Regions from separate parts of the Homo sapiens genome. Here region 1 is linked to region 2. Evidence: read pairs that join two places in POLR2A ChIA-PET (ENCODE). Cell type or tissue: K562. All regions are shown on one strand. Links, peaks and the distances in the headings refer to the core of each region. The heading gives the core; the rest is flanking DNA.

What was found. Peaks named below come from ENCODE experiments on the same cell type or tissue, not always from the same donor. Only the 100,000 strongest peaks of a DNase experiment are listed, where the experiment ranks them.
Region 1: POLR2A ChIA-PET joins it to region 2 with 7 read pairs; 2 of 35 experiments call an interaction of 5 or more read pairs at or near these places.

The regions. Positions count from the first base shown.
Region 1 is chr1:45,540,883-45,545,273 of GRCh38, forward strand. No RefSeq gene overlaps it. Among named protein-coding and RNA genes, the nearest start is that of AKR1A1, 7.7 kb to the right of the region's middle. RefSeq lists enhancers at 2,809-2,958, 2,979-3,028 and a silencer at 4,085-4,134. In K562, for the core only: no CTCF peak of the experiment used is centred there; a DNase peak (open chromatin) is centred at 1,899.
Region 2 is chr1:46,003,056-46,007,446 of GRCh38, forward strand. MAST2 (microtubule associated serine/threonine kinase 2) reads left to right here. Exons shown (of 29, transcript NM_015112.3): 8 at 3,186-3,340. Among named protein-coding and RNA genes, the nearest start is that of PIK3R3, 130 kb to the right of the region's middle. In K562, for the core only: no CTCF peak of the experiment used is centred there; no DNase peak of the experiment used is centred there.

The DNA.
Region 1 (4,391 bases), core at 127-4,126, 460 kb before region 2:
CCTTATATCAAAGGCTTATTGCTAGAATCCCTAGAAAAAGAAATGAGGTAAAAGTACAGCAGGCGCCATGTCTGGCCACAAAGACGGCAAGAAGCCCCTGAAACAGCACAAGGAGCAGGCCGAGGAGATGAATGACTAAGATGACGCTTTTAAGCAGAAACAAAAAGAGAAGCAGGCCAGGCCAGGCATGGTTGCTCATGGTTGTAGTCCCAGCACTTTGGGAGGCTGAGGCTAGAAGATCACTTGAGTCCAGGAGTTCGAGACTAGCCTGGCCAAAATGGCAAAACCCTGTCTCTACCAAAAATTTTAAAAATTAGCCAAGTGTGCTGGTGTACACCTGTAGTCCCAGGACACCTATAGTCAGGAGGCTGAGGTGGGAGTATCACTTGAGCCCAGGAGATCAAGGCTGCAATGAACCATGATCACACCATTGTGAGATCCATGATCTAGCCTGGGTGACAGAGTGAGATCCTGTCTCAAAAAAAAAAAAAAAAAAAAGGGAAGCAAAAAACCAAACCAAAACAAAACAAAAGATAACATAAAAACAAAACAAAAGGAAGCAAAAAGCCAGGCATGGTGGCTCACATCTGTAATCCCAGCACTTTGGAAAGCCAAGGCAAGCAGATCACCTGAGGTCAGCAGTTCGAGACCAGCCAGACCAACATGGAGAAACCCTGTTTATACTAAAAAAAAATATATATATATATATACAAATACAAAAATTAGCCAGGCGTGGTGGTGCATGCCTGTAATCCTAGCTATTCTGGAGGCTGAGGCAGGAGAATCGCTTGAACCCGAGGGGCAGAGGTTGTGGTGAGCCAAGATCGCACTATTGCACTCCAGCCTGGGCAACAAGAGCAAAACTCCGTCTCAAAAAGAAAAAAAAAAAAAAAGGAAGCAAAAGAAACTCAAGAGCTAAAAAATGGAGGTCTCAGGGACGGGCCTGGCTGAGGTGGGAAGATCACTTGAGGCGGGAAGTTCAAGACCAGCCTGGGCAACATAGAGAGACACTGTCTCTACAAAAAAGTGAAAAAATTAGCAACGCATAGTGGTGCGTGCCTATAGCCCTAGTTACTCAGAAGACTGAGGTAAGAGGATCCCTTGAGGCCTGGAGTTTGAGATTACATTGAGCTATGATTATACCACTGCACTCCAGCCTGCACAATAGAGCAAGAATAAACTTTTGGCTGGGCATTGTAGCTCATGCCTGTAATCCCAGCACTTTGGGAGGCTGAGGTGAGTAGATCATGAGGTCAGGAGTTCAAGACCAGCCTGATCAATATGGTGAAACCCCGTCTCTAATAAAAATACAAAAAAAATTAGCTGAGCCTTGTGTCAGGCACCTGTAATCCCAGCTACTCAGGAGGCTGAGGTAGGAGAATTGCTTGAACCTGGGAGGCAGAGTTTGCAGTGAGCCAAGATCGCGCCATTGCACTCTGGGTGTGCAAAGGAGAGTCTCTGGAGCAAGACTCCGGAGCAAGACTCCATGTTAAAAAAAAAAAAAAAAAAAAGAATAAACCTTTAAAGAAAAAAAAGAAAAATCATACAGTGGCTTATCATCTCCCAGCCCAGAATCCTACCAGAGTTGGCCCTTTGGTCTTTGTTCTACTCTAAATTATGTATCACCTGGAATTAAACCAACTGATTTAAAAAAAGAAGAAGAAAAAAAGAAAGGAAATCAGGTTCTTAAAGCCCAGCACTAGTAGAGCTCAGACAAGTTACCTTTTTATCCTAATGAAGTAGGAAGGGCACCACTATGTACCTAGCACCCAGGAATGTTTAACCTTTACTCACGTTCTGCCTGGAGAAGGAAGCCAGGCTGCAATGCAGGGATCTGGCTCCTGAACTCTGTCAAGGCTGAGGCAGGGCTGGATAAGAAATCTCTACCCCCATGTCAGGCTTGTGACCAGCCTCCTCCCTCATCTTGCACAACCTTGATCCAGGGGCAGGAACTGATACACTGGCCTTTGGAAGCCGTAGGACTTTGAACTTCGTTGAACTTCGGAGCTGAAGGGCTGAACAGAGCTGGTGCCAAACCCACTTTTAGTAACCCCATAGTTTTTTTTTCCCCCCACTTAACAACATATCAAAGACATTTTTTCCACAACAATACTTACATATTTACTTTATCCTTGTTGTGTCTGTATTTATCACATGGATGCACAACAATTTATTTTGGATATTCCCTTCCTACAAATATTTACGTAATATGTTTTAATTTTTTTATATTAAAAATATATTTTAAAAATAGAGACAGGGTCTCGCTATGTTGCCCGGGCTGGTCTCAAACTGCTGGCCCCAAGCAATCCTCCAATCTTGGCCTCCCAAAGTGCTGGGATTACAGGCGTGAGCCACCACGCTCAGCTGATTTGGGTAATCTAAACAACACAGTAAACAGCCTTGTCCCTTTTCTATTATTTCCTAAAACTAAGTTCCTTACAATTGCTGAATCAGAAGGGATGGACATTTAACATTTTCATATATATTATCAAATTGCCTTATATATATGTTTTCTTTTTCTTTCTCCTACTTGTATTTTGAAGTATATATATTTAAATTTGTAATACTTTTTTTTTTTTTTTTTTTTTTTTTTTAGAGACAGGGTCTTGCTTTGTCATCCAGGCTGGAGTGCAGTGGCACAATCATAGCTAACTGTAACCTCAAACTCCTGGGCTTCAGTGATCCTCCCACCTCAGCCTCCATTGTAGCTAGGACTACAGGTGCACAACACCTCTATTTTTGTAGAGACAGGGTCTCAGTATGCTGCCCTGGCCTCATGTGATCCTCCCACCCAGCCTATGCTCCCTTCTTATCAAACCACATGTAGTTCCTGGAATGTAACATCCTGCTTCATTCCTCCACAACTTGGCACATATCAATTCCTCTGCTCAGACTACCATTCTCCAGCTTCCTTTAACTCCCTTCCCAACAACAGTCTATTTTTCCAAAAAACTCCTGGCACATGGTAGATATCATTAAATATTGGTCAGTCGAATGAATAAATCAATCACTTCTACCCACTTTTAGCACAGAGCAGCCTCTGTGGGTGACATGTGCAACAGAAGACCGTAAAATTAGGAAATGCAGTTGACAGGGGAAATCCGCACCGCCATATGACAGGCTGTCTGCTTCCGTCAGCGGTTATTCCCTTGCCTGCCTGCCCTAGCCCACACCACTTCCTCCTCTTCCCCCCACCCCCGACTTTCCAGTCCCAGTCCATTGGTTTCAGTTGGCTGCAGCCTCCTTTCCACCACTTCACTGCAGCATTGATCTTTGTAACTGCCATAATAGAACTGATTCCTACCCTGATATAACTATAGCTTCTATGCCAACAGCTGTAGCTCTACATAATCATGTGTGTGCATGTACAGGTGTAAGTGTGCTTGCATGGGTGCATGAGTGTATATGTGCGCATGCATGAGAGAGAAAGAGACTGCAACCCTGTGCAGAGTCCTCCTCCTCTATTCTGGAGTTCTGTCTCTGTCAGGGATGGGTGGCAGTTTGTAGTAGTTTCACTTGAAGGGGTAGGAGAAGAGGGAACAGTTTTCCTATTTCAACCTAGCTTGCAGCAGCCTATTTTGAATATAAATAATAATCATTACCACTCATTAAATCTCTATGTACCACCAGGCACTTTACATCCATTGTTTCATTTAATCCCCAAACAACTCAAAAAAGTAAGCATGGCCAGCTTGGTGGCTCATGCCTATAACTGCAGCACTTTTGGGAGGCCAAGGTGGGAGGATCGCTTGAGCCCAGGAGTTTGAGATCACCTGGGCAAATATAGTAAGACCTCGTCTCTACAAAAAATAAACAAAATTAGCTGAGCACGGTGGTGGACAGTTGTAGTCCCAGCTACTTGGGAGGCTGAGGTGGGAGGATTGTTTGAGCCTGGGAAGTCAACACTGCAGTGAGCCGTGATCATGCCACTGCACTCTAGCCTAGATGATAGAGTAAGACTCTGTCTCAAAAAATAAATAACATATATTTAAGAAATTAAGAATTTTGCTTTGGTGCATAATCAGGAAAAAAGCAATAAATGGTTCTGAGGACCAAGTCACTCTGGTGGGATTGGGGATTGGAGCTCAGATCCCAAAAGATGAGGTAGCTGACTGCATAATGCAGTCCCCAGGGCCTGGTGCCAGCCTTGCTGGCTCTCAGCAGCCACTTGAATGGGACCACAGGATTTGAGGGGCCTGAGAGGGAGAATAATGCCTCAGTGCACAGGCCCAGGGCCATTTCCAGTAGCTACCTGTGTAGGGACTTTCACTACTTGGGGGAAATGAGTCAGGTCTTGTGAAGTTGGTTTCAGAGCTGGCCAGAGTTTAGGAATGATTCGGCCCTAATAGGGGATTAGAAGGAACTTAAATATGTTCCTTAAATGTGCGCTC
Region 2 (4,391 bases), core at 259-4,258:
CCAGCTCCATAAGTGCCTTCGGAAAGGATGACCAGTGCCCTCTCTGGGAATCAGTTACTTCTAGTGGAGGCAGAGGAGAGCTTGAGGATGAACTTTTGCTTTGACAGTGAGACCAGATATGGGGACTCCTAAGCACACTTCCCCTACTCCTCCATCCTTATTTCTAGAACTGGAACCAAGAGCAGATCACCTTTCTCATATCTGAAGCACTTGGTAGACTCTCCCCTCTTTTTCACCTTTTTCTTTCAAAAAAGAAGGGAAGAGTGATTGTTATTTGATATCCAAGTTTGATGCATATGAAGCAAAAAGCTGGACCTGTCTCTAAAACGTTTATTTCTTTTGGAGAATGTTTTAGCCTAAAACACAAGAGCTGTACTAATTGCTGCTATGCACAATTGACCCTTAAGCCCTCATTGAGCAACTTTTTTTTTTTTGAAAGAGTGTCACTGTCACCCAGGCTGGAGTGCAGTGGCGCAATCACGGCTCGCTGCAGCTTCAACCTCCCCAGGCTCAGATGATCCTCCCACCTCATTCTCCTAAGTAGACTGGGACTGCAGGGGCATGCCACCACCCTGTAGCAGGCTAATTTTTTGTAGAGAGGGGGTTTCATCATGTTTCCCAGGCTGGTCCCAAATTTCTGGGCTCAAGCGATCCATCTGCCTTGGCTTCCCAAAGTGCTAGGATTACAGGCGTGAACTGCCACACCCAGCCGAGCAACTTTTTATTAAAACCACAGTGACAAGGTTGGCCAACTTTTTCTGTAAAGAGCCCAACGTGGAGTAAATGTTTTAGTCTTTGAAGGCCATACAGAAGCAGGCCGTAGACCTGCTGACCCCATCCCCATTACTTGCAGCATTCTTCAGGTCTTCCCTGCTCAGTGTGCCTTTATTCCTGAATCTCGAGCAGGGAAAAGGAGTACATTTCCTCTCCCAACCTAGATACTACTATCACATTAATCCAAAGATGTCATTGGTCTTTGGCAACTGTTAAGTTTAAGATCTTTCTCTAATAAACATTCCCCTTCCCGGGCCAGGCGCAGTGGCTCACACCTGTAATCCTGGCACTTTGGGAGGCTGAGGCAGGCTGATCGCAAGGTCAGGAGATCGAGACCATCGTGGCTAACATGGTGAAACCCCGTCTCCACTAAAAATACAAAAAATTAGCTGGGCGTGGTGGTGGGCGCCTGTAGTCCCAGCGTCTCAGGAGGCTGAGGCAGGAGAATCGCTTGAACCCAGGAGGCGGAGATTGCCATGAGCCGAGATCACACCACTGCACTCCAGCCTGGGTGACAGAGCAAGACTATCTCAAAAAAAAAAAAAAAAAAAAAATCCCCTTTCCCATAACTCTTCACTCAAACAAGTGATTTTTTTAGAACCAAGGTAAGTCTCATCTGCAAATTTTAAGACTTAACTCATTGCTCCAGCTTATTAGGATTCTTTAAAATACCAGTTTTGCCCACTGTAGTTTACATTGCCTCACTAGTTTCATGTTAGCTATAGCTGGTAAGAATATTTTTTGCAACTTTGATCCAAATCATTTATTAAAATGGGGCCAAGAAATAACCCTGTGGAGACATCTCACTCGCTGTTTATAACTTCATGTATTATAGCATTCTATGAGAGAAAATGTGCACTGTTAGCAAAAAAGAAATGCTGATTTCTCACTTGTTTATTGAGCCTGTGACAACAGAGTTATCTCAGTGTGGTGCTTTAGCTTTGATTCTTAAATGGATTTAGATATTTAAACCTTGGCTCTGGGAGCAGTAGCTCAGGCCTATAATCTCAGCACTTTGAGAGGTCAAAGCAGGAGTTCCAAAAGACCAGCCTGGACAACACAGCAAGACCCTGTCACTTAAAAAAAAAATAGCTGGACATGGTGGCATGCACCTGCAGTTTCAGCTGCTTGGGAGGCTGAGGCATGAGGATCACTTGAGCCCAGAAGTTTGAGGCAGCAGTGAGCTATGATAACGCCACTGCACTCCAGCCAGGACAACAGAACAGAATCCTGTCTCTAAAAAAACAAACAGGCTGGGCGCGGTGGCTCACGCCTGTAATCCCAGCACTTTGGGAGGCCAAGGCGGGCAGATCACCTGAGGTCGGGAGTTCCAGACCAGCCTGACCAACGTGGAAAAACCCCATCTTTATTAAAAATACAAAATTACCCGGGCATGGTGGCACATGCCTGTAATCTCAACTACTCAGGAGGCTGAGGCAGGAGAGTCACTTGAACCTGGGAGGCGGAGGTTGCAGTGAGCCAAGATCGTGCCATTGCACTCCAGCCTGGGCAACAAGAGCGAAACTCTGTCTCAAAAAAAAAAAAAAAACCCCAGATCATTGATTAGTTTGGTAAATAGAACTTGGGCTGGCCCTGACTTGCCTGTTCTCTTTGTCAGTCTTGTCAGGTAATGGAGGGGGGAGTTCCCTGATCCTGGGACTGAATGGGTGCTTCAGCATTAGCTGCGCCTGTAGAAGTCCTGTGATAGCCGAGCACCCTCCCTCAGATGGCCTGTTGAGATTGGCAGTGCTGTTGTGAGGAATCCTCAGTCACTGAGCCATGTTTAGAATTCATGAGTGTTTTCAGGTCAAGCCTAATCTTCAGGTCCAGATGTAAAAGTAATTTTCTTCCCTGCTGGATTTTCTTGCCTGCTGGACATCAGGCCATAGTTGGTCTGCAGGCTGTAGTTTGCTAACCCCTGGCACAATACATTGGCCAGCTTGAGTGAGTCTGGGCACAGCCTTCACAGCCCCAGCAAAGGCACTTCTCCTCCAGATAGCAGCCAAAAGGAAACATTGCTGAGCTGCCCCCAGGGTGGCTCTCTCAAGATTGTGGAAGGGCGAACTTAAGAGGATGTTATTTGCAGCTGGGTACACCTAAAACATGTCCCAAGTGAGGAAGCATGATTTATTAACTACTTTTGCAGCTCTAAAATTCCATGAAGGTCTGGGCCCAACTCCCTGCACAACCCTTGAAGGACTCCAGTATATTGAATTCCTCAGGGCTGAGGGCTCTGAAGGGCTGGAGAAAAACAGGATCAAGCACAGGCAAGGCTAAGGGAGTAGGGGAAAGAAGACCTGCTTTGGGTTTATAGTGACTGGGAAGTTCCCTGACCATTTTCAGTCCTTCCCCATTCTTGGACTGCTCTGGGACATGTCTTTAATGCCACTTCTTAATGTTTTCCCCTCTAGTCATCATGCTCCTCACAGGAAAAGCTGCATCAGTTGCCTTTCCAGCCTACAGCTGATGAGCTGCACTTTTTGACGAAGCATTTCAGCACAGAGAGCGTACCAGATGAGGAAGGACGGCAGTCCCCAGCCATGCGGCCTCGCTCCCGGAGCCTCAGGTGAGGGTGCTCTCTGCCCACTGTTCCAGTGCATGTGGATTTCAGCTTGTTTGCATAACACAGAGGTGGGCACACTATGCTATAAGGGGCCAAGATAGTAAATATTTTTAGGCTTTATAGGCCATATATCTCTGTCACATTCCTCAACTCTGCTGTTGTAGTATGAAAGTATCCACAAATAATATATAAACTTTATTTACAAAAGAAAAAAAAAAAGTAGCAGGCCATAGTTAGTCTGCAGGCTGTAATTTGCTAACCCCTGGCATAATACATTGGCCAGCTTGAGTGAGTCAAGTTCAACAAAGCCCAAGCTATTTTTGGCTTCAGGTACAGCTCAACCCATCACCCCAGGAGGTATTTAACAATACTGTCAAGTGGTCCCTCTCTTTTTCTGTTTAAAGGTAGTTAGCAGCAGAAATATACTTTAGATTACATCTGGTAAAAGGAGAACAATGGTATCATCAATTCTGATGGTTATCTGGCTCCAGAACCCATTGGCCCTGGGTGTATGATCTAGGCCAGCTAAAAAAGTTGCTGCTGAAGACAGGTTGCTGGCGTGGGGAAGAAGCCCATTTCAAAAGCAGAATTAAATGTCCATTTGAATATGTCTTTATTCTGTGAATCACCTGGGCACATCTTCATCAAACCAAACTAACCTTAACAGCTGCTGATTAATTTTCGATTCTCTTTGGCATTAGCTGGTAAATCAGTGCCAGAATTTTAGGTTAAGGAAGGTGATGGAGATTAAAATGAACATGACTTTAATGACTGAGCTCAGTTTTGCAGGGTCCCTAAGAAGTAATTAATTGGCTAAGATGTGCAGGGTAGGATCCCAGAGGAGCAGCAGTTCCTCCCAGAAAGAATCCCCTCAGGTAATGCTGGCACTGCACCAGGAGTGACAGGGAGTAAGCTGGGCCAGACCACAATGACTGGTTCAGGTGTAGAGATTGATGAAGATGGTATCTGAGGCTCCAGTGCCTTTCTCTGTGTCACAGAGGAACACCTGAGTCTTGGTGTTCTCAACAACCCATACACAGAGAAGGGTACCTTT